Regions from separate parts of the Homo sapiens genome. Here region 2 is linked to region 1. A link is a loop called in an ENCODE intact Hi-C map of the cell type or tissue named here. Cell type or tissue: dorsolateral prefrontal cortex. All regions are shown on one strand. Links, peaks and the distances in the headings refer to the core of each region. The heading gives the core; the rest is flanking DNA. Region 1 overlaps FN3K (fructosamine 3 kinase). Region 2 overlaps RAB40B (RAB40B, member RAS oncogene family).

What was found. A loop is a pair of places that touch in the nucleus more often than their neighbours do. Peaks named below come from ENCODE experiments on the same cell type or tissue, not always from the same donor. Only the 100,000 strongest peaks of a DNase experiment are listed, where the experiment ranks them.
Region 2: a loop joins it to region 1, with 15 times the contacts of the local background. A loop is called at or near these places in 22 of 110 quality-filtered maps.

Annotation. Positions count from the first base shown.
Region 1 is chr17:82,738,573-82,749,817 of GRCh38, reverse strand. It overlaps FN3K (fructosamine 3 kinase), which reads right to left. Exons shown (of 6, transcript NM_022158.4): 2 at 11,178-11,245; 3 at 8,964-9,055; 4 at 8,425-8,507; 5 at 841-963. Among named protein-coding and RNA genes, the nearest start is that of TBCD, 7.9 kb to the left of the region's middle. RefSeq lists an enhancer at 5,549-6,185. In dorsolateral prefrontal cortex, for the core only: no CTCF peak of the experiment used is centred there; no DNase peak of the experiment used is centred there.
Region 2 is chr17:82,686,061-82,697,402 of GRCh38, reverse strand. All of the region lies in intron 1 of RAB40B (RAB40B, member RAS oncogene family), which reads left to right. Among named protein-coding and RNA genes, the nearest start is that of RAB40B, 7.0 kb to the left of the region's middle. In dorsolateral prefrontal cortex, for the core only: no CTCF peak of the experiment used is centred there; a DNase peak (open chromatin) is centred at 6,032; H3K4me3 peaks cover 1,885 bases; H3K27ac peaks cover 2,500 bases.

The DNA.
Region 1 (11,245 bases), core at 1-2,500:
TCCCAAAGTGCTAGGATTACAGGCTTGAGCCACCGTGCCCAGCCTAGTTTCTTCATTAATGAGTTCAAGTCTCTTTGATGTATACTCACTCTGGATTGACATGCACATTCTTTTTTAACATTTTGAGAGTTATATTTTGATTTTTTTTCTTTTTGATACAGGATCTCACTCTGTCGTCCAGGCTGGAGTGCAATGGTGCAATCTCCCCTCACTGCAGCCTCCGCCTCCCGGGTTCAAGTGATTCTCCTGCCTCAGCCTCCTGAGTAGCTGGGATTACAGGCATGCACCACCATGCACGGTTAATTTTTGCATTTTTAGTACAGACAGGGTTTCACCATGTTGGCCAGGCTGGTCTCAAACTCCTGACCTCAAGTGATCTGCCCACCTAGGCCTCCCAAATGCTGCGATTACAGGCGTGAACCACTGTGCCCGGCCGAGAGTTATGTTTTGAAATCAGTCATTCTGGATCATCTGGTACCCACATCTTCCCATGGGAGAGGAACACGATGGAGTGGACAAGTGTTACTGATAGTAAGAACAGTAATCATGGTAAACACCACCATTTACAAGCACCTGTGTTTCACATGAGGAAAGTCTGAGGCTAAATACCTGGTGACCTAGCAGTGGAGAGGGGCACGAGGAGCCAAGTGTGTCTTCACTCCTCACTCCTTTCGGACTCCCTTTTGGGGGAACCCCCGCCCCTGCCCCCCTTCCTCCCTGATGTGTGCTCCAGGACTCAGTGTTCCCTGCTCCAGCTCCGTTTTACAGATGAACCCGCACAAATGCGGCGGGATCATGAGAGGACCAGCTCTTTCCCAGAGAAGTCACTGCCGTGCCCACCTGTAGCCGGGACCAGAGTTCTCGTGCCTCTCGGTCAGCATAGTCCTTCTCAATGAGGTCCAGCTGCGCCTGGAGCCGGTGCCGGGCGAAAAAGGTCGGCCAGTCATCCTGCCACTCATTCACCTGGACAACAAGGGAAAAGAGGCCACTGTTGCAATTCGGAGCCAAGTGCTGCCTAAACCCTAGAGGGACCATTCAAAACCCAGCAAAGATACCTAGTAAGCCAACAAAGGAGGTAAGACAGAAACATAAAATACTCAACCCAGAGGAAGGCAGGTAAAGAGAGAACAAAGGGCAGATGAAACAAAAAACAAATTGCAAGATGACAGACTCAAAACTATATGACTAAGCACATTAAATACGAATGTCAAAAATAAATACTCTTGGTAAATGACAGATTGGCAGGTTGGAAAAATAAAGCAAATCCAACAATAAGTTATGTGCAAAAAGACATTATCTACTAAAAAAAAAAAAAGCTTGAAAGGATAGAAAAGATATACCATGCTAACACTAGTCAAAAGAAAGCTGGAGGCCAGGCACAGTGGCTCACGCCTGCAATTCCCAGCACTTTGGGAGGCTGAGGTGGGCAGATCCCTTGAGCCCAGGAGTTAAAGACCAGTCTAGGCAACATAAGGAAACTCCATCTCTACTAAAAATACAAAATTAGCCGGGCATGGTGGCGTGGGCCTGTAGTCCCAGCTACTTGGGAGGCTGACGTAGGAGAATCGCTTGAACCCACAGGCAAAGGGTGCAGTGAGCCGAGATCGCGCCATTGCACTCCAGCCTGGGCAACAAGAGTGAAACTCTATCTCAAAAAAAAAAAGAAAAAAAAAAAGAAAGCTAGAGTGGCTACATTAATACAAGACAAAGTAGATTTCAAAGCAAAGAAAATCAAATATAGTCATTTCACAAAGGGAGTCGACTAATGAACATAATAATCCTAAATGCCTACACCTCTAATAACACAGCTTCAAAATACGTAAAAGAACTGCAGGAAAAATAGATAAATCCCATATCCTGCTATTGACTCAATGGTGCCCACCCCCGTTCCTACGTTGAAGCCCTAACCCCTAATATACCTGTATTTGGAGGAAGGGCCTCTAGGAGGTAATTAGGGTTAAATAAAATCGTAAGGGTGAATTATTAATCCAATAGGATTAGTGGCCTATAAGAAGAGGAATAGAGTAGGATTTCTCTCTCCATGCAAACAGATCTCAATAAATTGAGAAGAATTTAAGCATGCAAAGTATAATCAAATTCAATTAGAAATCAATAGGAAGGCCAGGCCTGGTGGCTCACGCCCATAATCCCAACACTTTGGGAGGCCGAGGTGGGTGGATCACGAGGTCAAGAGATCAAAACCATCCTGACCAACATGGTGAAACCCCATTTCTACTAAAAATACAAAAAGTAGCTGGGCGTGATGGTGCATGCCTGTAGTCCCAGCTACTCGGGAGGCTGAGGCAGGAGAATCTCTTGAAACCAAGAGGCAGAGGTTGCAGTGAGCTGAGATTGTGCCATTGCACTCCAGCCTGGTGACAGAGCAAGACTCCGTCTCAGAAAAGCAAAACAAAACAAAATCAATAGGAAAAATTCTGGGAAATCCTCAAATATTTTAAAACTAAACACAGTTCTAAAATCTGTTTAAGAAAGATGTCTAAAGGGAAATTAGAAAGTGTTTTCAATTGAATGAAAGCAAAAACACAACTTATAATTTGTGAGATGCCACTAAAGCAGTACTTGGGGAAAATGTGTAGCACTAAACATCTGTGTTAGCAAAGATCTCACAGTAATGACCTCAGCTGCTACATTAACCAACCAGAAAAAGAGCACATTAAACCTAAAGTAAGCAAGAGGCCAGGCGCGGTGGCTCACACCTGTAATCCCAGCACTTTGGGAGGCCGAGGCAGGCAGATCACAAGATCAGGAGTTCGAGACCATCCTGGCCAAGATGGTGAAACTCTATCTCTACTAAAAATACAAAAATTAGCCAGGCGTGGTGGCAGGTGCCTGTAGTCCCAGCTGCTTGGGAGACTGAGACAGGAGAATCGCTTGAACCCAGGAGGCAGGGGTTGCAGTGAGCCAAGATCTTACCACTGCACTCTAGCCTGCTCAACAGAGTGAAACTCCATCTCAACAACAATAAAAAGGATAATAAGGAAATTTTTTTTTTGAGACCAAGTTTTGTTCTTGTTGCCCAGGTGGAGTGCAATGGCACGATCTCAGCTCACTGCAACCTCCCTGCCTCCCGGGTTCAAGCAATTCTCCTGCCTCAGCCTTTCGAGTAGCTGGAATTACAGGTGCCCGCCACCATGCCTGGCTAATGTTTTGGTATTTTTAGTAGAGATGGGGTTTCACCATGTTGGCCAGGCTGGTCTCGAACTCCTGACCTCAAGTGATCTGCCCACCTCGGCCTCCGAAAGTGCTGGGATTACAGGCGCGAGCCACCATGCCCAGCCTCTGAAGGACGCTTCCAAGAAAATACACAAACAACAAACTAGGAGACACTATTCGCAAATCATATATCTGGTAAAACACTCATATCCTAAATACGCAAAGAAATCTCAAAACTCAATAATAAAAAAAAAACCCTATTCACAAATTGGACAAAATAAGTGAACACATGGTTCACCAAAGAAGATATTTTGTCAGCAAACAGGCACACGAATAGATGCTCCACATCTTCAGTCATTATGGAAATGCAAAATAGAACCTCAGTGAGATAATATTTCACGCCCACTAGGATGGCTGTAATTTAAAACAAAAAATCTCAAGTGTTGACAAGGATGTGGAGGAACTGGAACTCCCATATGCTGCTGGTGGGAATGCAACATGGTGCAACCACTTTGGAAAAGAGTTTGGTAGTTTTTTTTTTTTTTTTTTTGAGACGGAGTCTTGCTCTGTCGCCCAGGCTGGAGTGCAGTGGCGAGATCTCGGCTCACTGCAAGCTCCACCTCCCGAGTTCACGCCATTCTCCTGCCTCAGCCTCCCAAGTAGCTGGGACTACAGGCGCCCGCCACCATGCCCTGTTAATTTTTTGTATTTTTTAGTAGAGACGGGGTTTCACTGTGTTAGCCATGATGGTCTCGACCTCCTGACCTTGTGATCCACCCGCCTCAGCCTCCCAAAGTGCTGGGATTACAAGTGTGAGCCACCCCACCCGGCCAGTAGTTTCTTAAAGAGCTAAATATGGACCTACCATATGACACAGTCATCCCCCTCCTAGGTATTTACCCGAGATAAGTGGAAGCATTTGTCCAGACCAAGATTTGTACACAAAGGTTCACAGCGGCTTTATTTGTATGAGCAAAAACTGGAAATGATCCAGAAATCCATCCACATGTGAATGGATAAACAGGCTGTGTTAGATCCGTACAGGGGAATGGGCTTTTGACACATGCAACATGGATGTGTATCACGGATGAATATCAAAGGATTTTAGACTTGGATAAATATCAGCATGATTATGCTGAGTGAGAGTGTGGGGAAAAGCAAGAGAGATCAGATTGTTACTGTGTCTGTGTAGAAAGAAGTAGACATAGGAGACTCCATTTTGTTCTGTACTAAGACAAATTCTTCTGCCTTGAGATTCTGTTAATCTATGACCTTACCCCCAACCCCCTGCTCTCTGAAACGTGTGCTGTGTCAAACTCAGGGTTAAATGGATTAAGGGCGGTGCAAGATGTGCTTTGTTAAACAAATGCTTGAAGGCAGCATACTCGTTAAGAGTCATCACCACTCCCTAATCTCAAGTACCCAGGGACACAAACACTGTGGAAGGCTGCAGGGACCTCTGCCTAGGAAAGCCAGGTATTGTCCAAGGTTTCTCCCCATGTGACAGTCTGAAATATGGCCTCGTAGGAAGGGAAAGACCTGACCGTCCCCCAGCCCGACACCCATAAAGGGTCTGTACTGAGGAGGATTAGTATAAGAGGAAGGCATGCCTCTTGCAGTTGAGACAAGAGGAAGGCATCTGTCTCCTGCCCGTCCCTGGGCAATGGAATGTCTCGGTATAAAACCCAATTGTACCTTCCATCTACTGAGATAGGGAAAAACCGCCTTGGGCTGGAGGTGGGACATGCGGGCAGCAATACTGCTTTGTAAAGCATTGAGATGTTTATGTGTATGCATATCTAAAAGCACAGCACTTGATTCTTTACCTTGTCTATGATGCAAAGACCTTTGTTCACATGTTTGTCTGCTGACCCTCTCCCCACTATTGTCTTGTGACCCTGACACATCCCCCTCTCGGAGAAACACCCACGAATGATCAATAAATACTAAGGGAACTCAGAGGCTGGCGGGATCCTCCATATGCTGAACGCTAGTTCCCTGGGTCCCCTTATTTCTCTCTATACTTTGTCTCTGTGTCTTTTTCTTTTCCAAGTCTCTCGTTCTACCTAACGAGAAACACCCACAGGTGTGGAGGGGCAACCCACCCCTTCATGAGAGAAGCAGACAGAAGACATACCACATGATTCTATTTATATTAAATTCCACAAGATGCAAACTAATCTACAGTGACAACACCAATGAATGGTTGCCCAGGGGCAGGGAAGGGCACGAGGAACCTTTTGGGGGTAATCAGTATACTCACCTTGACTGTGGTAAAGGTTCACAGGTACAAACATCAAAATGTACCAAATTATACATTTTAAATGGGTGCAATTTATGTCAAATTACACCTCTGTAGAGAAAAATACGAAGCTGATTTTATACAAAGGGTTATTTTGTAAAACTCCTTCGGGGAGGACCGCCCTGGTCAGTGGCCCCCACCAAGAATCTCCCTGCACATGGGTGCTGTGGTGACTCGGCCCCTGGGCTCACCCTCTGGTGCTGTGTGCACCTCAAGAGCAGGATGGAAAGGCCCCTCCCCATAGCCTGGCTGTCAGATCCCCAGCTCAGAGGTGCACCGTGCAGCCTCCCGTTATTTCCCATTTGCCTGCCCAAGCTCCCAGCGTCTGAGCTCTGTACTCTTTCCAGAAGACAACCAGGTTTAGTGCTGGAAGCAGGCGACCAGCCTGGGCTAGCCCAGTCCTGCCACCTGAACAGAGGGGCTGTGATCCTCCAAGCTACCCGGGGAAGGTGCCACCTGGGTACACAGCTGGTCCCAATGACCAGGCCTCCCCTGACAGAGGGGCTGCGTCATGGTCAGGGCCTGTGGTCTGAAGCCAGACTGAGGGTCGAAGCCCAGCTGCCCCGCTGACAAGCTCCATGGACCCAGGCATGAACTCTGCATGTCACTTTCCTCATCTATAAAACGGATCAGTGACATTATCTGCCTGGTTACCTGCTAGGGCAAGTGGGTGAGTTGAGTTCAGTGAAGTGCTTAGAAGGGTGCCTGTATGTGGCAGTGTACAGAGCATGGGGCAAGCACCACAGCCGACCCAGCTGGCAGCCCCAGGGGGCCTTAGTGCCCAGGTGTCTGAGGAGCCCGCCGCTCAGCACTGCCCCCCATTGGCTGCAGCACACATTCCCCCAGGACCCATTGAGCCCTCCCAAGGAGTGGGAAGCCTCCGGAACCTGGTGCTGTCCGAGGCACAACAAGCAGGAAGCAGGGCAGGTGTCCTCCCTGGCGCCTCACCCTTCCTAGCCAGGCTGCACCTGATCTGAGGTGGGTTCCTTGATCCTGGAGTCCGAGGGGCATTGAGGGGCTCCCTGTGCTCCAAACAGACTAGCCCCCTTCTCGTCTGCTTCACACACAGGGGCTCTGGGTAAGATTTCACTTCATTTCTTTGAAACACCACTCTGCTGGGCCAGCCAAGTCCTGTAGAGCCCGCCACTTGCAGCCCTTGACCTCAGCATCCACAGCAGGACCACAGGACCACAAGCTGCACCCAGCCGTGCTCACCTGGACAGGTGAAGAGGGTGCTGCTCACTGGCTCCGGACAGGTGTGTGACCCCAGGGGAGCCAGCTGTGGCTGAGATCTCGGGGGTCTCGGTAAATCTGGTAAGCTCCATGTGCAGTTCTAGCGAGCCCAGATGTGAGGACTGCCTGTTGGCTGGGAACCCTAAATCTGCTTGGGCTTCATGAGGATCTTGCCCCAGGTGACCTCCAGCTGGGAGAATCACCCTCTACCCACACCAGGGAGAGCTTGGTCATTGTTCGCAGGGACCCAACTAGTCAGGACGGGCGTCGACAAGGAGACAGATTTGAAAGTATTCTCTCTTCAAGAAGCAGTGACTTTGAACTAGCTCTTATATAATGGGTGCTGTGTTCCTAACAAAACCAAAATATGGTCCAATATTGGCTTCTTCAAGAGAAGCACAGGGCAGTTGGGCTGTCCAAAGTCTTCTTTGGAACTTCACAGATTTCAAAGATGATGGTTCAAGAGGCTCCAGTATTATTCAGCCATAAAAAGGAATATGTAAAGAAACGTGTGGCCTAGCCATAGAATGGAATATTATTCAGCCATAAAAGAATAACATTCTAACACCTGCTACAACATGGAAGAGCTGTGAAACATGATGCTGAATGAAAGATACAAAAGATCACATATTATGTGTTTCCACTCATATGACATATCCAGAAAATTCAAAGAGACAGAAGGTACATTAGAGGTTGCCAGGGACCAGGAAAGGGGGAAATGGGGAGTGACTGCTAATGGGTTCTGCTTTAGGATAATGAAAATGTTCTGGCCAGGCATGGTGGCTCACACCTGTAATCCCAGCACTTTGGGAGGCCGAGGTGGGTGGATCACCTGAGGTTGGGAGTTCAAGACCAGCCTGACCAACGTGGAGAAACCCCATCTCTACTAAAAATACAACATTAAGTCCAGGCGCGGTGGCTCGTGCCTGTAATCCCAGCACTTTGGAAGGCCGAGGAGGGCAGATCACCTGAGGTCAGGAGTTCGAGACCAGCCTGGTCAACATGAAACCCCGTCTCTACTAAAAATACAAAAATTAGCCGGGTGTGGTGGTGCATGCCTGTAATCCCAGCTACTTGAGAGGCTGAGACAGGAGAACCGCTTGAACCCAGGAGGCCGATGTTGCGGTGGGTCGAGATCGTGCCATTGCACTCCAGCCTGGGCAACAAGGGCAAAATGCCGTCTCAAAAAAATAAAAAAGAAAAGAAAAGAAAGAAAATGTTCTGGAGTTAAACAGCAGTGATGGTTGCACACCATCACGAATGTACTAAAAACCAATTAATTCTAATCCTTTAAAATGGTGGATCTTATGTGAATTATATTTCAATTGTATCTAAATAAATAATAATTTGTAAAGGCCTCAGGAGAGGAGCTGAGTAATCAGCACTTAATCCCTGACTTTGCACACTACCCATCACCCACTGTCTCCAGTCCCTCAGACTCATCAGGAGCCTTGTGCAACACAACCTTTGCACTTGAGGCTCGCTCTGCTTGGAATGCTGATCTGCCTGCCCCAGCATGTCCCATGACCCTGCCCAGCTCAGCTCAGTGACCCTCAGCGTCTGCTCTCCCCATTCCAGGTATCACAGCTTCTACTCTGCTTTCAGAAATCAAGTAGTCAATCTTGCTGGTGCTTGGGAGATTAGCATTCTGTCACATATAAAGAGTGGGTGACCAGCATTAGGGCATCAGGGAACACCCTCACCCAGGCACTCACCTGCGGGATGAAGCCGCAGCACGTCACCGTGTGGAAGCCGAACTTGTCCACATACTGAGGCTCAGCACCCTCACCTCTTCGGCCTGTTGACAGAGATCCTTGGCCTGAAGGAGCTGTTTGTCTTTCTCTTAAATGCCAGACCTCAGCAGAGCATCAGTACAAGCCTGGGCTACGCATGCTAGAATATAGGTGGTCTGAGGATGTACTACATACAGTAGCAATTAGTCAATATATGGATCTGCCAGGACACTCCTACCTCAAGCACACTAGACAGCAGGGCTGGGTATAAAAGGGGTTATTATTACCTCAAGCACACCAGACAGGAGGGCTGGGTATAAAAGGGATCATGTGCCAATTCTACTAGCTTATCAGCTACATCAAAATTCTTATTTAATAATCTCATTTTCATAATGTAGTGTAAAGACAGACGGTATACAACTCAACCTATTATTGAAATGCCACCAAGAAGTACCATGAGCACCCATCTAGGGTAGACAATGTGGCTGGATCAAGGGTACCCAAAAGCAATCTGAACATACCCACTGTGTTCTCCTCCTCCTTCAACTTCTCCCTGAGCTTCTGGTTGTAAAGATGCAAATCTGCCATCTGCTCTCCAAGTTTTGATGCTTGACTGAGGAAAGAAGAAATGCAGCTAATTAAAATAACAAATAATAAATAACACCACCCAGTTTGTTCCATTTTGAGAAAGGTTTAAATACATTGAAAACTATTCTCCATTCTTCAAACAGTAAAAAGTGAACACCAGGCAATGACTCTTTCTTTTGCTTTTTCTTTCTTTTCTGGGGCCAGGCCTTGCTCTGTCATCCAGGCTGGAGTGCAGTGGCACAATCATGGCTCACTGCAGCTTTGACTTCTAGGGCTCAAGCAATCCTTCCACCTCAGCCTCACAACTAGCTGGGACCACATGCCTGTGCCACCATTCCTGGCTTTTTTTTTTTTTTTTTTTTTTTTTGTAGAGATGGGGTCTCCTCCTGCCTCGGCTTTCCAAAATACTGGGATTACAGGTGTGAACCACCACGCCCAGCACTGGCAAAGACTCTTTCCAGAAAATAACATCATGTAATCACAAACAGGAATTAACCAAGTGAGCTTCAACAGAAGTCTTAGGAGGTACCAGGAATTAAGGGAGGAATGCTGAGAAAGTAATGATAAGTGAAAATGCAGGGCCAAGCATAGTGGCACAGTGGCTCAGGCCTATAGTACCAGGACTTTGGGAAGCCAAGGCAGGCAGATCATGAGGCCAGGAGTTCAAGACCAGCCTGGTCAATATGGTGAAACCCCATCTCTACTAAAAATACAAAAAATTAGCCAGGCATGGTGGTACACCTGTAGTCCCAGCTACTCTGCAGGCTGAGGCAGAAGAATCATTTGAGCCCAAGAGGCAGAGCTTGCAGTGAGCCTAGACTGCACCACTGCACTCCAGCCTGGGCGACAGAGTAAGACTCTGTCTCAAAAAACAAAAAAAAAAGGAAAGAAAAAGCAAAAGAAAAAGATGGACTGGGTGTGGTGGCTCACACCTGTAATCCCAACACTTTGGGAGGCCAAGGCAGGCGGATCACTGAGGTCAGGAGTTTGAGACCAGTCTGGCTAACATGCTACTAAAAATACAAAAATTAGGCCGGGCGCGGTGGCTCACGCCTATAATCCCAGCACTTTGGGAGGTCAAGGCGGGTAGATCACGAGGTCAGCAGATCGAGACCATCCTGGCTAACATGGTGAAACCCCGTCTCTACTAAAAATACAAAAAATTAGCCGGGCATGGTGGCGGGCGCCTGTAGTCCCTTCTACTCGGGAGGCTGAGGCAGGAGAATGGCGTCAACCCAGGAGGCAGAGTTTGCAATGAGCCAAGATCGCGCCACTGCACTCCAGCCTGGGTGACAGAGCGACACTCCGTCTCAAAAAAAAAAAAAAAAAAAATAGCTGCGTGAGGTGGTGGGGTGCCTGTAATCCCAGCCACTCGCGAGGCTGAGACAAGAGAATTGCTTGAACCCAGGAGGCGGAGTTTGCAGTGAGCCAAGATTGCATCACTGCACTCCAGCCTGGGAAACAGAGCAAGACTCTGTCTTGGAAAAATAAAATAAAAATAAAGTACAAAGCAAATGATGGGTTCAAATATACTTATTTTGGGCAGGTGTGGTGGCTCAGGCCTGTTATCCCAGCACTTTGGGAAGCCGAGGTGGGTGGATCACTTGAAGTCAGAAGTTTGAGACCAACTCAGCCAACATGGTGAAACCCCATCTCTACTAAAAATACAAAAATTAGTCAGGTGTGGTGGTGGACACCTGTAGTCCCAGCTACTCAGGAGGCTGAGGTGGGAGAATCATTTGAACCCTGGGGGCAGAAGTTGCAGTGAGCCGAGATTGCACCACTGCACTGCACTCTAGCCTGGGCAACAGAGCGAGACTGTGTTTCAAAAAAAAAAAAAATATATATATATATATATATATGTGTATATATATATATTTTATGCAGCCTCATTACAGCCAAACTTATCTAGGAAAACCAGTCACATACCAGAAAGCAGTAACTTTTTATCTCCATTAAGAATGGCAGGGTGGAACTCTTGGCCCTGCCTCTGATAACCGGGCAGTTGTGTGGACGGCTCAGCCACAGGCTTCTCCCTGTTTCTGTCTCCCTCCCCATCTCTATCCCTTTCTCTGTCTCTCTCTGTTTGTCTCTGAGTCTCTCTCTGCCTGTACACATGTGCGCATATGGGTCTCACACACACTCACCTGCTCAAGCTCTTCATCTTCAAATGCTCCATCACAAAGGCGGCCCCACCTCCCGGCAGGTCGATGAC
Region 2 (11,342 bases), core at 5,046-7,545, 57 kb after region 1:
GGAAGCCCCAGGTCCAGGGTCCTGCCAGAGACGAACTTAGCGGGAGAGGGTGGGAGGAAGCGGGATCTGAGGCTGCTCGGTAGAGGGTGCAGGCTGTCCCCTAAGGGCAGCTCCAGGCAGGCGGCGTGAGCACCAAGGGAGTGTGGCACGGCTGGAGGGGGTGGCCTGAGACTGTGGAGCGTGGGGTGGGACTCAGGTGCCCGGCCACACCTCAGCTTAGGGGACGGGGTGAGGAATGGGCAGAGTTTGGGGGAGCAGCTGAGATGGGCTTGGGCTCACGACCAGCACCCAGAGGCCTCCTGAAACTGCAGCATGCGGGGGAGTCTCTGGCAGCTGGTGGGTGCAGAGTGTGCTCCGTGGGGCAGGAGGGGAGCCTGCGTCTCTACCTGTCCCCAGGCGCCGCTGCCCCCGCATGTCCTACCCCCCTCCCCGCTCGGTGGCAGGTCTCTAGGACCGTGGTGTCCAGTAGGATGCCATGAGCCACGTGTGGCTGTGGAAGTGTAATTAGAAGGAAAGAAAACAAAAAGCTTCCATTCGTCACATTTCTAGATAGTTCGGATGTCGCTGTGGCAAAGTCCGAGGGCCAGCGCTGCCCTGGAGATTGAGCGCCTGGAGGACAGGGCTGGAGATTGAGCGCCTGGAGGACAGGGCTGGAGATTGAGCGCCTGGAGGACAGGGCTGGAGATTGAGCGCCTGGAGGACAGGGCTGGAGATTGAGCGCCTGGAGGACAGGGCTGGAGATTGAGCGCCTGGAGGACAGGGCTGGAGATTGAGCGCCTGGAGGACAGGGCTGGAGATTGAGCGCCTGGAGGACAGGGCTGGAGATTGAGCGCCTGGAGGACAGGGCTTTGTCTGCACTGTGCCCTCGGGGTCTGGGCTCAGTGAGGGATGAACCCTACCAGAGCTACAGGAATAAAGCACCCAACAACGTGTACGCCCAGACGAATATGGCGCTTTAAGAGCTGTGCGTGTTTTGGGGGAGCAGACGGTTGACAGTGTTGAGTTTGATTGAAGGTGAGTGCCGTGGGGCGTGTGTGAGAAGGGTCACGCACAGAATGTTTGTGAAACTTCCTTCTGGTTGGTTTGAATGGAGGCTCGGGGATGCTTCTGCTGCGTGACTTTTGGTTGCTACATGCCGAACTGAGGACGAACCAAAACAATGGTCCAATGCTTTGTAATAAAGGCTTTCCCTTGACACGGAGGGAGGATTTAGGCTAAAAATACACCTCCCACCGGGCCGGGGGCGGTGGCTCACACCTGTAATCCCGGCTTTGGGAGGCCAAGGCGGGCGGATCACCTGAGGTCAGGGGTTCGAGACCAGCCTGATCAACATGGAGAAACCCTGTCTCTACTATAAATACAAAAATTAGCCGAGCATGGTGTCACATGTCTGTAATCCCAGCTACTCGGGAGGCTGAGGCAGGAGAATTGCTTGAACCCGGGAGGCGGAGGTTGCAGAGATCGCACCATTGTACTCCAGCCTGGGCAACAAGAGCGAAATTCTGTCTTAAAAAAAAAATCCCATCAAGAGCTTTATTGTCTACTTGGCCTGAGCTGCTGTAGAAAAAACTGATATCACGGGTGTACCCTTGCAGGTTTTTGATTTACCAAATATTTGTTTTAGAGTTAAGAAAAGATATTCTGAAAAATAGTAAGAAGTTGAGATCATTATGTTTTGTTTTTTATTTTTTCAGAGACAGGGTCTTCTCTGCCGCCCAGGCTGGAGTGCAGTGGTGTGATTGCAGATCACTGCAGCCTTGACCCTCCTGGGTTCAAGCCATCCTCCTTTTTTGGCCTCCTCAAATGCTGAGATTATAGGCCTGAGCCACAGCACCTGGCCATGTTTTTTTTTTTTTTTAATGACATGTTTCGCTGAGAAACACTATAGGTGCTTGTTATTGAAAGGTGAGGGCAGCCGGGCGCAGTGGCTCACAGCTGTAATCCCAGCACTTGGGGAGGCCAAGGTGGGCGGGTCATGAGGTCAGGAGTTTGAGACCAGCCTGGTCAACATGGTGAAACCCTATCTCTACTAAAAATACAAAAATTAGCTGGGCGTGGTGCCGCGTGCCTGTAATCCCAGCTACTTGGGAGGCTGAGGCAGGAGAATCGCTGGAACCCAGGAGGTGGAGGGTGAAGTGAGCTGAGATCACACCATTGCACTCCAGCCCAGCGACAGAGTGAGATTTTGTCTCGAAAAAAAAAAAAGAAAGAAAGAAAGAAAGAAAGATGAGGGCGTTCGTAACTCCACACTCCATTTCCCTCCACCCAATTCCTCCTGAGTTTTGTAGCCCAGGCTGTTATTTTTATATTGTCCAGGTTTATAGCCCTTGCTTCTGTATTGTGGCTGTAGTGCCCGCAATGATTTAGTATCAATTCAACATTTAAATACAGTCAGTGCTCACCAAAGTCCTTTTACCATTTATGTCTCTGTTCATTGTGCTGTCCCTCTTAATCACCTAGATTTCATTATCAGTCGTTTTTTCAGAAGGACTCGAGTATTTCCTGAGTGTTTTTTTGTGTCTGAGAATGTCTGCCCATGGTCTTTATCTTTGAACAATGTAGAGATATCTTGGCTGGGTATAATACTCTTAGATTTATTTTCTTCCCCAACACTTTGCAGCTGTCATTCCACCATCCCCTGGCTCACATGTGCTGTGGGGAAGCCTGAGGTCAGCTGATTTTTCCCCATGTGGAGGCTTGTCCTTCCCTTCATGAATTTCTGAGGAATTCTTTCTTTTTGTCTCATAGTTCTTCTGCTTAACCAGACCATGTCTCAGAGTTGAATGTTTGTGTTAAACTTTTAGTATGAACGTACTCTTTGAGTTTCCAGGTGTGTGTGTGTATGTGTGTGTGTATGTATTTTTTTTTTCTTAGATGTAGTCTCAATCTGTTGCCCAGGTTGGAGTGCAGTGGTGTGATCTCACCTCACTGCAACCTCCACCTCCCAGGTTCAAGTGATTCGCCTGCTTCAACCTCCCAGGTAGCTGGGATTACAGGTGCCTGCCACCACACTGGGCCAATTTGTTTTTGTATTTTTAGTAGAGACGGGGTTTCCATGTTGGCCAGGGTGGTCTCGAACCCCTAACCTCAGGTGATCTGCTTAGCTCAGCCTCCCAAAGTGCTGGGATTACAGGTGTGAGCCACAGTGCGCGGCCTGAATTTTTCTGATTATCTTATGCCTTTCCTATTTGTTGGTAATTTTGATTTCAGTAAACTGTTCTAGCTGTTTCTAACTTATTGATTAGTTCAGTAAAGATGTTATTTTTGTCTCCTAATTTTCTCTTAGTTTTGGAGTTTTCCTTTTTTTTTTTTTTTTTTTTGAGATGGAGTCTCGCTCTGTTGCCCAGGCTGGAGTGCAGTGGCACGATCTCAGCTCACTGCAACCTCTGCCTCCCAGGTTCAAGCGATTTTCCTGTCTCAGCCTCCTGAGTAGCTGGGACTACAGGTGTGCGCCACCACGCCTGGCTAATTTTTGTATTTTTAGTAGAGACGGGGTTTCACTTTGTTAGCCAGGATGGTCTGGAACTCCGGGCCTAAGGTGATCTGCCCGCCTCGGCCTCCCAAAGTGCTGGAATTACAGGCGTGAGCCACTGCGCCTGGCCAATGTGCACTTCTGTGACTGTGTCTCTGGCCCCCGTTATGTGAAAGAGACTCTCCCATGTTGTGTGAGGCTGTGGGGTGTTAATTCTCATGGTGGTGACATCCCTTTTGTGACTCTACCGTGATTTATTCTCCATCCTGCGGGTGACGGGCATTTGGGTGGTTTCAGGTTTCTGACTATTATGGTTTGTTCTGCCATGAACATTCCTAGTACACATCCTTTGCATTTCTGTTGAAAGGTCCCTATGCGTGTGAATCGCTGGGTATCAGGCACGCAAATGTCTGCACAGGTTTCCCTGTAGTAGATTCTCGCAAAGCATTTTTCACTTGGTGCTCCCACCAGCAAAGCTGGAGGCCCCGGCTGCATCATCTTCCCTCTCAGCACGGGGCTGTCTCTGTCCTTCTGTGGTGTGTAGTTTGCCTTTGCATTTCTCTGATGACTGAGCACCTTTTCATACGTCTATGCGAAATTCCTCTTTGGAAAAATGCCCAAGTCGGCCGGGCCTGGTGGCTCACGTCTGCAATCCCAGCACTTTCAGAGGCCGAGGCGGATGGATCACCAGAGGTCAAGAGTTCGAGACCAGCCTGGCTAACTTGGTGAAACCCCATCTCTACTAAAAATACAAAAAAAAATTAGCCAGGTGTGGTGGCGGGCACCTGTATTCCCAGCTACTCGGGAGACTGAGGCAGGAGAAGCACTTGAACCCGGGAGGCGGAGGTTGCAGTGAGCTGAGATCGCACCACTGCACACCAGCCTGGGCAACAGAGTGGGACTCTGTCTCCAAAAAAAAAGAAAAAAAATAGAAACAGAAAGAAGAAAAATGCCCAAGTCTTATGTCTGTTTTTTCATTTAGGTTGAATTTCTTTCAATGCTTGCTAGGAGTGTTTAAAATATAGATTCTGGCTGTGAGTCCTTTGTCGGCTGTGTGATCCTGGATAGCCACTCTCATCTGCACGTCACCTTTCCACTCCTTCAGTGGTATTTTTGGATGAACAGAAGCTCTTAATTTTAACATAATCCAAATTATCAGTGTTTTGTGGTTAGGACTTTGGGTCCTGTTGAACAAACCTTTGCTGCTCCCAGATTTAAAAAAAAAATGTTCTCTACAAGCATCGTTTTACCTTTGACATGAATGGCTGCCTCCAGCTGGGGTGAGGCCTGAGGCAGGGATCGAGACACACTTTTTTCAGTCGGATGCCCCCCACCCCCACCCCGCATCGCACGGCCACCGTTGTCCCAGCTGAGAGCCCGCCTGTGGGTCTGGGTCTGCACCGTTGGCCCGCCTGTCTCTTGTGTGTGTGCCCCGGGTCAGACTCTGTCTTCTGTGGATGGGCATGCCCTGTGCTGGCCAGGGCAGTCAGATGCATCTTGTCCTTGCTCAGGCAGCTGTGCCCAGGTGTTCCCTTTGCTCCGATACGGTCAGCGAGGCCTGGATTCTCCCTCCTGGGCGTTTGTCTTCCTCTCGGTCTGTAGTTGCAGGGCAGAGTTCTTGGATCTTGGACCCTGTCGGCAACTTGACTCCACAGACTATGTGGACCCCACTGCTCTGCCTGTCACCTCAGCCCACGGACCGTGCGGGCCCCACTGCTCTGCCTGTCACCTCAGCCCACGGACCGTGCGGGCCCCACTGCTCTGCCTGTCACCTCAGCCCACGGACCGTGCGGGCCCCACTGCTCTGCCTGTCACCTCAGCCCACGGACCGTGCGGGCCCCACTGCTCTGCCTGTCACCTCAGCCCACGGACCGTGCGGGCCCCACTGCTCTGCCTGTCACCTCAGCCCACGGACCGTGCGGGCCCCACTGCTCTGCTGGTTACCCAGGGAAGTGTCTTCTGTTCTGCAACACACCTCACACACGCTGGTACCCCTGGTTCCTGGTGGCCTGGACCCCATTTCCGTCTGGCAGCTGGGTCCCCGGTTCACGCTCTTTCCCCTCGGAAGTTCCATTTCTCTCCAGGCAGGGGTAGAAGGAAGGCGTCACCAGGCTGGCCCAGGATATGGTCGGGGCACAGCAGGGCCCTGCCTTTCCGCCACCCCAGCTGGTGCTTCCAACACCAGATTGTGTCCCTTCTCTGAGTGCTGAGTTTTCTGCCTTTTGCCCATTTTTTTGTTGTTGTTTTTTGAGATGGAGTCTCGCTCTGTCGCCCAGGCTGGAGTGCAATGGTGCCACATCGGCTCACTGCAACCTCTGCCTCCTGGGTTCAAGTGATTCTCCTGCCTCAGCCCCCCGAGTAGCTGGGATTACAGGTGTACCATGCCCGGCTAATTTTTGTATTTTTAGTAGAGATGGGGGTTTCACCATGTTGGTCAGGCTGGTCTCGAACTCCTGACCTCAGGCAATCCGCCTGCCTGGGCCTCCCGAGTAGCTGGGATTACAGGCGTGAGCCACCGCGCCCGGCCTTTTGCACATGTTTATTGGTGACAGGGAGGGGGGTGGATTAACTACACCAGATGCCACCACCTCTTGCCTCCCACCCTTTTCCCCAGCATGAGGGCCTCATTGTCTTCTCCAATCCTTTCTCCTGGCTGTTTCTTCAGTGTCCTTTTCCCAGCATAAAAGTCCCATTGTTCTTTCTTTGTTTCATTTTTGCTAAGAGCTAATAATAATAACCCTCACTTACTGAGAGGGGGAATCATCTTGAGAGAGGTTATATTGTGAGGCCCAGAGAGGCTGAGCCACTCCCTCAAGACTACACGGTGCGTGGACACACCGGGGTGCAGGTGCAGGGCCTGGCCCTCCCCTCTGTTTCCAATGTTTAATGTTGGGAGAAGGCTCCACTGAGGGAGCTTTTCTTCCCGGAGACGAGCATCAGAGCCTCCGTTATGGAAAGTGACACAGTTGCTGGGGTTTGCTCCTTCCTCTTTGCCTTGGACAGATGTTCCCCTGGGACATGCGTGCCCACTCCATGCTCCCCCGGGGCAAACGTGCACACTCCGTCTCTCTCCAATTCTGCAGATCTTCCCCTGGACACACGTGCACACTCTCTGTTCCCCAGGAACACACATGCACACTTCATCTCCCTCCAATTCTGCAGATCTTCCCCTGGACACACGTGCACACTCTCTGTTCCCCAGGAACACACATGCACACTCCATCTCCCTCCAATTCTGCAGATCTTCCCCTGCACACACGTGCACACTCTCTGCTCCCCGGGAACACATGTGCACACTCCATGCTCCCTCCAATTCTGCAGATCTTCCCCTGGACACACGTGCACACTCTCTGCTCCCCGGCAACACACGTGCACACTCCATGCTCCCTCCAATTCTGCAGATCTTCTCCTGGACACACGTGCACACTCTCTGCTCCCCGGCAACACACGTGCACACTCCATGCTCCCTCCAATTCTGCAGATCTTCTCCTGGACACACGTGCACACTCTCTGCTCCCTGAGAACACATGTGCACACTCCATGCTCCTTCCAATTCTGCAGATCTCCCCCTGGACACACGTACACACTCTCTGCTCCCAGGAACACACATGCACACTCCGTCTCCCTCCAATTCTGCAGATCTTCCCCTGGACACACAAACACACTCTCTGCTCCCCGAGAACACGTGTGCACACTCCGTGCTCCCTCCAATTCTGCAGATCTTCCCCTGGACACACATGCACACTCCATGCTCCCTCTGATTCTTCAGACAGAGGTGGATTTGCTGATTAATACAGCTACTCTTCTGGTTTCCCTTGGCAACCACCTCGAGATATAAAACACGATTTATAAAGTCATCACTTTCAAGTTTGAACTGAAAGTCAAATCATATTTTATCCTGCTTCTTTATAGTGCAGTCCTTAAGGAGGAGATGATGGTTTTCTACTTCTTTTTTTTTTTTTTTGAGATGAAGTTTTGCTCTGTCACCCAGGCTGGAGTGCAGTGGCACGATCTCGGTTCACTGCAACCTCCGCCTCCTGGGTCCAAGCAATTCTCTGCCTCAGCCTCCTGAGTAGCTCGGATTACAGGTGCCCACCATCACGTCCAGCTAATTTTTTGTAGTTTTAGTGGAGACGGGGTTTCACCATCTTGGCCAGGCTGATCTTGAACTCCTGACCTCGTGATCCACCCGCCTTGGCCTCCGAAAGTGCTGGGATTACAGGTGTGAGCCACGTGCCCGGCCAGTTTTCTACTTCTTTACCTCCTGCGGTACCACTTGTGAGAAAATTAATTTTTAAAATACATTAAATGTCTCTATGCATTTGAAAATAACACCATTGCATTGTATCAAGTTTTGCCATTAGAAGCCCTCAATTCGGCCCCACCTCGCCTGTGTCCTGCAGGGTCCTCTCCCCGCCCTGATGACCATCCTTTAGCTTGACCTGTTACTTCTGTAACCCCAGCCCCAGGTGAACCTGATTTCCAGTGACAGGCTGGGAGAGGCTCAAAGCAAGCCAGCCAGGTTTCTCCAGGCAGAGAGAGGGTCAGCTCTGGGGGCTGGAGGCCCACCCATCGCCCCTGAGTCCCCTGTCACCAGCCTGTCCACCAGCCTGGCACCAGGCACCACCGTGGTGCAGAGTGGACGCAGCTGGAGCAGGCAGACCCGCAGTCCTGCCTCATCCTGCCAGCCGCACCTGCTCACTGCTCCTCCTGCCCCAGGAGTGCAGGCTGCTCCGCGCTGGGTGCATTTGGAGTGAAGACAGTGGCAAGGGGCGTCAGAGGCAACAGTGGAATCAGCTGGTATGTGCTGGCTGTGGGTACTGTTCACATTCAGAGATGTTTTTAACCTTTATTTTAAACTTTATTCCCAGGATTCTTCAGCTTAATTAGCTCTATATACACAAAACCTGAAAAGAACAACAGCATCCAAAGGGCTTGGGCATAAAAATATTAGAGATCTAGACTTTATCAAACAAAACAATTTTTAAATTTTTTTTGAGACAGAGTCTTACTCTGTTGCTCAGGCTGGAGTGCAGTGGTGCGATCTTGGCTCACTGCAACCTCTGCTTCCTGGGTTCAAGCAATTTTCCTGCCTCAGTGTCCTGAGTAGCTGGGATTACAGGCATGCACCACCATGCCCGGCTAATTTTTGTATTTTTAGTAAAGACGGGGTTTCACTATGTTGGCCAGGCTGGTCTCGAACTCCTGACCTCAGGTGATCCACCTGCCTCAGCCTCCCAAAGTGCTGGGATTACAGGCGTGAGCCACCACGCCCGGCCCAAACAAAACTATTTGTTTATTTATTTATGTATTTTTGAGACGGAGTCTCGCTTTGTCACCCAGCTGGAGTGCTGTGGCGTGTTCTTAGCTCACTGCACCCTCCGCCTCCCGGCTTCAAGCACTTCTCCTGCCTCAAGCCTCCTGAGTAGCTGGGATTACAGGCGCCTGCCTCCACGCCTGGCTAATTTTTTGGTATTTTTAATAGAGATGGGGTTTCACCATGTTGGTCAGGCTGGTCTCGAACTCCTGACCTCGTGATCTACCCGCCTCGGACTCCCAAAGTGCTGGGATTACAGGCGTGAGCTACCGTGCCCGGCCCAAAACAATTTTTAAAAGTGGTCATGAGGGCCAGGCATGGTGGCTCACACCTGTAATCCCAGCACTTTGGGATCGCTTGAGCTCAGGAGTTCAGACCAGCCTAGGAAATATAGGGAAACCTCGTCTCTACAGAAAGTTTAAAAATTAGCTGGGCGTGATGGTGACTTAGTGTGTTTTGGGCCCCGGCTGGCAGAGAGAAGGATGGACTGATGGACGCTCAGCACCATGAAATGAAAACTTTCAGGGATGTAAAGTCTTTTTTGAAACCGGGTCTGGCTTATTGCCCAGGCTGGAGTGCAGTGGTGCGATCACAGCTTAATGGAGCTTTGACCTCCTGGGCTCAAACAGTCCTCTCACCTCAGCCCCCCAGTTGGCTGGGACTATAGGTGCATGCCACCATGCCCGGCTAATTATTTTATTTTTAGTAGAGAGAGGGTCTTGCTATGCCGCCCAGGCTTGTCTTGAATTTCTGGGCTCAAGCGATCCTCCTGCCTCAGCTTCCCAAAGTGTTGAGATTGCAGACATGAGCCACCGCGCCTGGCTGGGGGCGTAAAGTCTTGAAGGCACCTGCCCTGCATGATCGGCAGCCAGTCAGGAGGGCTGGTTTTCCAGGAACCCTGTGCTTGACTTCTCAGTCTCTCCGAGGATGCCAGCACCTCTCACAGAAGCTGGCGGCCATGTCCTGGAGAGAGAGCCCCAGAAAGCTGTCAGTGGAGAACAACGAGGCCATTGTAACAGATCTTGGGGTTTTCTCAGCTAGGAATGAGCCTCAGGCTGTTTTTACTTTATGTGGGTTACGTATCTCAACTTCTTGCAGCTAATAATTAATTAATTACCCTCCCCCTAATGTGACTCAGCAAAGTTTGCTCCTGAATTTGAATCAACTGGTGTGTTATTTATATTTGTGACTCGTGATAGGACTGGCATTTTGTTTGACTAAAAATAAAAGCAAAAACAAGTTTACAGAGGCATAAATATACATATTAAACTTTAGTGACCCTAATACATAAGGCCAGAAGTTATTATCTTAATAGGAAAGAGTAAATAGATAAGTATGAAGAGTATGAAATTTTCTCTTAGATTAATAAAATTCATCTGGAAATAAAGTCTGTTTCTTCCAGCTCAGGAGGCCACGTATGTTTGAGGAGAGAACACTGTGGTACACTCACGGGTTCAAATTGCGTCGTGTTGGTTTGACTTTGGAGAGACATAGAGGCCAGCGTCATCAGATCTGGGCATCATCGGGGGTGTGGGGGGGCCCACAGACAAGAGTCTTCCATGCCCTTGACCTCTGAGCACCCTTCCCCCCAGCACTGGACAGGAGGGTCTTTGATACCCCTGAGCTCTGAGCCTCCTTCCCCCCAGCACTGGACGGGAGGGTCTTCCATGCCCTTGACCTCTGAGCACCCTTCGCCCCAGCACTGGATGGGAGGGTCTTCCATGCCCCTGAGCTCTGAGCATCCTTCCCCCCAGCACTGGACGGGAGGAACGTGGAGGAAGGTGGGGGGCTCCAGAGCTGCTGAGTGAAGTGGCTTTTGGATGGGCTGCTGTGACTAATGGAAAAGAGCTGCTGAGTGAAGGGGCTTTTGGACAAATTGAAACAGAGATTTATTCTCTCACAGTTCTAGAGACCAGAAGCCCAGAATGAAGGTGTTGCCTGGGCCACGCTCCCTTGGCAGGCTCTAAGCGGGGACCCTTCCTGACTCCCCTGACTTCTGGGGTGCTGCTGGCAGCCCTCGGCGTTCTGTGGCCTGTGGCAGCACCGTTCCAGTCCCTGCTGTCTGTCGTCACACAGCCTTCTCTCCTGGGTGTCTGTGTCCCCAAATCTCTCTGTGCTTATAAGAACACTAGCCATTGGATTTAGGGCCCACCTAACTCAGTATGACCTCATCTTAACTTGATTACATCTGAAAAGACCCTTGGCCGGGCGCGGTGGCTCATGCCTATAATCCCATCACTTTGGGAGGCCGAGGCAGGTGGATCACTTGAGGTCAGGAGTTCGAGACCAGCCTGGCCAACATGGGGAAATCCCATCTCTACTAAAAATACAAAAATTAGCTGGGCGTGGTGGCAGGTGCCTGTTATCTCAGCTGCTTAGGAGGCTGAGGCAGGAGAATCACTTGAACCCCGGAAGCGGAGGTTTCAGTGAGCTGAGATCGTGCCACTGCACTCCAGCCTCCAGCCTGGATGACAGAGTGAGACTTTGTCTCAAAAAAAAAAAAAAAAAAGAAGGCTGGGTGCGGTGGCTCACGCCTGTAATCCCAGCACTTTG